Regions from separate parts of the Homo sapiens genome. Here region 2 is linked to region 1. A link is an interaction called in ENCODE POLR2A ChIA-PET data of the cell type or tissue named here. Cell type or tissue: PC-3. All regions are shown on one strand. Links, peaks and the distances in the headings refer to the core of each region. The heading gives the core; the rest is flanking DNA.

Region 1 (2,928 bases), core at 195-2,694:
GGGGCTTTTAACTCAAAAATGTTTGGTTTTGGCTGGGCACAGTGGCTCACACCTGTAATCTCAGCACTTTGGGATACTGAGGTGGGAAAGTCACTTGAGGCCAGGAGTTCAAGACCAACCTAGGTAACATATCAAGATCCCCATGTGTACAAAGAATAAAACAAAAATTAGCCAGGTGTGGTGGTGCATGCCTGTAGTCGCAACTACTTGAGAGGCTGAGGCAGGTTTGCTTGTGTTTGGGAGGTCGAGGCTGCATTGAGCTATGGTCACGCCATGGCACTCCAGCCTGGGCAACAAAGTGAGACTCTGTCTCAAAAAAACAAAGAATAAAAACTTAAATAAATAAATAATATATATAATATGTGTATATTATACAGGTGTGTGTATATGTGTGTATATACATATATAAACATTTGTAGGTATAGATGTGTGTAGGTATATATATGTATATATTTTTGTGTGTTTTTATTTCTATTTACTGGTTTCCGTCCTAAAGCTAATCACTGGGGCCTCTGTTTTTCCAACTTTAAAATGAGTGCAGGCCAGGTGTGGTGGCTGCCGCCTGTAATCCTAGCACTTTGGGAGGCCAAGGCGGGTGGATCACCTGAGGTCAGGAGTTCAAGACCAGCTTGGCCAACATGGTGAAACCCCATCTCTACTAAAAATACAAAAAATTAGCCGGGCCTGGTTGCGGACGCCTGTAATCTCAGCTCCTCGGGAGCCTGAGGCAGGAGAATCACTTGCACCCTGGAGGCAGAGGTTGCAGTGATCTCCACTGCACTACAGCCTGGGCAACAAGAGCGAAACTCTGTCTCAAATAAATAAATAAATAAATAAATAAATAAAATAAAATGAGTGCTTGTATCAAATAAGCCTAACATTTAGGAAAATATATTTCAGTACATATAATGGAAGCAGCCTACTTTCAGAAAGACAATGAACTGATGAAAAGGGTGGTTTTTTTTTTTTTACATATTAGCTATAAAATAATTACTAAGAAGTAAAATTCAGTCACATTTTAATTCTATCAGGGTCTTAGTATTACTGAAATCAAAGCGTTTACTATTTGGTGTTACCAAATTCTCTGATGAACCGCCTTCTATTGAAGTTTTACATTTTTAAGCAAGAACAGTGTTACAGATTTCCTATACAGCCATTTAAATTCACCATGTGATATTGAATTACATTGCATTATAATGAATCATTGCCACTAGGCCAACAGGAAGTAACAACAGAAAAAGCCAAGCAATGATGTGATTTTTTTTCAGAGTTAACTGGATGTTGGCTATATTTCAATGTAGAACTTTTCTTTCTATAGAATAGATAAGAATTCCAACTTACACAGGTGCATATGTATTACATATGCATAATATATAGCAGATAATTATATGTACACAGGCAATTGTACGTAGATGTACATATATAAATATACACATATGACTTTTAAATTCTACCACATATACATTGCTCTTGTTTCTCTCAGTTACAATAAAAAGGACTGTATTTCAATTTTAGATATTCTCACTACAAAGAAATAATAAGAATGTAAGGTGATAGATATGTTAATTAGCCTGATTTGATCATTTTGCAATGTATACATGTATTGAAACAACATATTGTACCTTATAAATGTATAAAATTAGTCAATTAAAAGTGAAATAAAATTTTAAAATCCATATTGTAAAAATCTAAATTTAAAAAATCATTATAAAAATAGTCTTTATACATTACATTTCATCTGCATCTGGTATGTGGTTCTTCGAATATCTATTTTTTTCCTGCATCTAGTGTGATACAATTTTTCTTATGAAAGTTAGATTTTCTTTCCATCTGAACACATCACAAAAGCGATCACATGTATTTCCTTCACAAATCTCCAAGAGAAACTTTCTACAAACTAAGAAACAATAAGCAAATTGTTTTAAAAAGCTATAACCAGCCAGGCGCCGGTGGCTGAAGCCTGTAATCTCGGCACTTTGGGAGGCCAAGGCGAGCAGATCACCTGAGGTCGGGAGTGTGAGACCAGCCTGACCAACATGGAGAAACCCCATCTACTAAAAATACAAAATTAGCCGGGCAATGTGGTGTGTGCCTGTAATCCCAGCTACTTCGGAGGCTGAGGCAGGATAATCGCTTGAACCCGGGAAGCAGAGGTTGCGGTGAGCCGAGTTCGCACCATTGCACTCCAGCCTGAACAACAAGAGCGAAACCTCGTTTAAAAAAAAAAAAAAATATATATATATATATATATATATATATATATCTACAACCCTGAAAATGAGCTCTTAAAAATGAGATTCTTTTTAAAGATTAATCTTGGTAAATTACTCTGTTGTAACTGATTCTTTTGGATAGTGCTTATTAATGTAGAAATGTGTGACAGTTCAATCATTTTCAGTCCTGCAAGTAATTTGCAATACAATTAGAAACTCATTTCTGTTTTGCTTTGGGTTTTTTATTGTTGTTGTTTTTTGTTTTTTTTGAGATGGAGTTTCCCTCTTGTTGCCGAGGCTGGAGTGCAATGGAGCCATCTCGGCTCACTGCAACCTCCACCTCCCAGGTTCAAGCGATTCTCCTGCCTCAGCCTCCCCAGTAGCTGGGATTACAGGCGCGCACCACCATGCCCGGCTAATTTTATGCATTTTTAGTAGAGACGGGGTTTCACCATGGCCAGGCTGGTCTTGAACTTCTGACTTCAGGTGATCCTCCCGCCTCAGCCTTCCAGAGTGCTGGGATTACAGGCGTAAGCCACCGCGCCTGGCCTTTTTTTTTTTTTTCGAATTAAGAAAATTCCGTTAGCCTTTTCTCCATCTCCTCTAATTCTGGTAGCATCTTTGGACCCCTAACACTTGGCATCTGCTACTTCAGACAAACAAACCCTATGTAAATGACAAAGAAGGGGCCTCCCAACCTTCTCCCTGTGTTACT
Region 2 (2,928 bases), core at 252-2,751, 150 kb before region 1:
AAACAACAAAATGAATCATTAGTGTGGCAATAAAGGGTTAAAGGTAGGAGTGCATCAGATCCTAAAAGGTTTGCCAGCATCTTCCACGTGCAGTGGCTTCAGCTCCTTCTCAGTGGTTGGGGCTTCCTTTAAAGAACTGCAACATGAACAATCTTAGAGAGACCAAGGATTTCCCTCTTCAACAGCAAGCCTTCCTGGGGGATAATAGTCACCCGTCCCATATACTTTACATGTGAAATAATAAATAGGTAAATAGTGGGAAAAACAAGAGGCAGTGGAATCAAAAAGGACTGGAATGTGATATTTTTTACTAAGTGTTCAGAAAGCCAAAGAAATTTCAGGAACCAGCTTTTAAAAGCTTACTAACTCTGTTAGAAAGTCTAGAAATTGTGATTAAAATGGAGTGCTGAGATAACTTCCAATGGAGTCTGCAAGCCCTTGAAACATGAACAAAAGGAGACAATAGACCAGGACGCGCAGAGTAGACACGCACTCAACCCTAGGAGTTAGGGAAACACTGCCAACTCTCAGCCACAGAAGAATGTGTCTCACCCTTGTGTAATGAGGAAAGGCTAAACACAATTCGTTGTGCAGTGAATTGACTAGTTGAGTGAACACTGAATCAACTCTACTGGGCACACTGAGTTATCTTCAGATAACCCATTCATGTTTTTCAAGCTTTTATTCAGGAACCCTAACCAGGTATTGTTTATACCAATAAAAACTTGATCTGACAGGTCCTAATTATCATCTGATGCCCATGCTACATCACAGATGGTGGACAGACCAGCCTGCCTTGGAAAGGCCTATACATTTCCTGTTACAAAGAGAAAATGTGTAATGACCACATCCAGCCTTCATGCTGCCCTACTGTGTTGGTCTCTAACACTCCTACTGTGACTCTTAACCTAGGCTGCCCCTCTCCAATCATCTTCATTACCTGTTCCCCACCCTTTCCCTACAAATAGCAAACACTCCATTCCCTCAGTTTGCAGTAACTTGGTTAATGTAGTTTACACTACATTATAAATGTTTGACAGCCTTAATCTTTACAGAAGAATTTGCATTTTAAAATATAAGACCTGTTAACCTCAACTGATCTTCAATTTAAAGATTTTCATAATGTATAGGTGATTTTTGAAAGTATTAGAGTGTCTTGGTTTAGGGGTTCAAGTTGTTAAAAAGCATACCAAGCTACTTCAAGCAAAAGAGGAATCTGAATTTCATTCTTCTGTCTCCTCTCCCTGTACACCATTGACTGCTTCTTCAACTACATGGCAGAGTAAGGGTGTCCACACTTTTGAGATTCCATGTCAAAGTTTAAGAGACAGACTGGCTGTCTCTAAATACCATTTCCAATTTGCAGAGAAAGAAACTGACTGATACAGCCTGAATCCCTTCAAGGCCAGGGATGTGGGGATGATATAGATTCAATATGAATGTTAAGGCCCTACCTATGGGGAGAGAGTTTGGTTGGTGGGTCTCTCACAGACTGAACAGCCATCCTAAAAGCTATATCTTACTAGAGGCCTTGCCTCAGACTCTAAATTGCATTTTCCACACTTCCTGATGATAGATTCATCAGACTCTTGCCTAGAGAGTCTGAATCAGTGAGTGTGGGATGGGGCCTGAGAATGTCTACTTTTAGTCCGTGCATCTGGCAACTTTTACGATGAGGGAAGCTTGGGAAACCCTGTTGAATCAAACCACAGAGGCCACTGACGGCTGCAGATAAGGACATTTCTGACTAATGCAGCCAAGCCCTCCATCCTGCATTCCTCAAAATGTCTTGGCCTGTGATTCTCAATGAGCCTCCTCTCCTCAGCCTGATATCTTAGGAGTCTTCTATCCTGAATCATTTCAAGGTCTTGGGAAGTAATTGTGAGGAGACTCAATATTACCCATCCATCAACTTTAGTAGGAGACGTATCGGCTGTAAAGCAGGGATTAAAAAGAAAAAGTCAACTTTTCATAAAGATTTCTCTCCCCTTCCTTAGAGATCAGGATTCAACTGCCTTGAAAGTAGATGAATTCAGTATCTCTCACATTCTTCCTTCACCTCAATCCCACCATTTCAACCCTCCTGGGTATTTCCATCTCAGACGTTTTATCACGTGGCTTGGAAGATCAATTCATCTCTCCCAGAGCATTTCCTAAAGGGTTGATAGGACAATAGCATGTAATAAACTAAAGGCTTAGTTTTACATATTACCTTGTGAGTCAGTAATGTTATCCTAAGGAAAACAACGTGATGCTGGTTTATTTTTAGGTGAAGATAATCAAATAAAAGAAGACACAAGGTGCAGTTAGGGCAAGAATCAAGCAGACAACTAATCACAGCTATTGAAATCATTTGTTTCCCTTGTATAAAGTACAGTTGAGTTTTAAAAATAAGTGTGTCACAAAATAAGAAATACAAAAGGCCAATGCACATATGAAAAATTGTTCCACCTCAGTAAGAACACAAATTAAAAGAAAAATGAGCTCAGTTTTTGGCTATCAAACTGGCAACGATAAGAGAATAATCCCCAGTGCTGGTGAGGGTGTGGAAAGGCAGGCACTTTACCACATGGCTCGTGGGAATATGAACGGGTGCAGTTTTTCCAGAAGAAAATTGGGGTACATATTTCTAAAGTCTTAAAACTGTTCATACTTCTTAACCTAACAATTTTGCTTTTAATAATTTACCATACTTATAAGTGAGAACATGCGATACTTGGTTTTCTGTTTCTGCACTAGTTTGCTAAGGGTAATAGACTCCAACTTCATCCATGTTCCTGCAAAAGACACGATCCTGTTCTTTTTTATGAGAGCTAAATGATGAGAACTCACGAACACAAAGAAGGGAAAACAGACACTGGGGTCTACTTGAGGGTGAAGGGTGTGAGGAGGGAGAAGAGCAGAAAAAATAACTATTGGGTACTAGGC

Evidence for each region. Peaks named below come from ENCODE experiments on the same cell type or tissue, not always from the same donor. Only the 100,000 strongest peaks of a DNase experiment are listed, where the experiment ranks them.
Region 2: POLR2A ChIA-PET joins it to region 1 with 10 read pairs; 4 of 35 experiments call an interaction of 5 or more read pairs at or near these places.

The regions. Positions count from the first base shown.
Region 1 is chr2:39,480,087-39,483,014 of GRCh38, reverse strand. The region is part of intron 3 of MAP4K3-DT (MAP4K3 divergent transcript); the gene reads right to left. Among named protein-coding and RNA genes, the nearest start is that of MAP4K3-DT, 44 kb to the right of the region's middle. In PC-3, for the core only: no CTCF peak of the experiment used is centred there; a DNase peak (open chromatin) is centred at 1,194; H3K27ac peaks cover 812 bases.
Region 2 is chr2:39,630,689-39,633,616 of GRCh38, reverse strand. No RefSeq gene overlaps it. Among named protein-coding and RNA genes, the nearest start is that of TMEM178A, 34 kb to the left of the region's middle. In PC-3, for the core only: no CTCF peak of the experiment used is centred there; a DNase peak (open chromatin) is centred at 1,706; H3K27ac peaks cover 1,919 bases.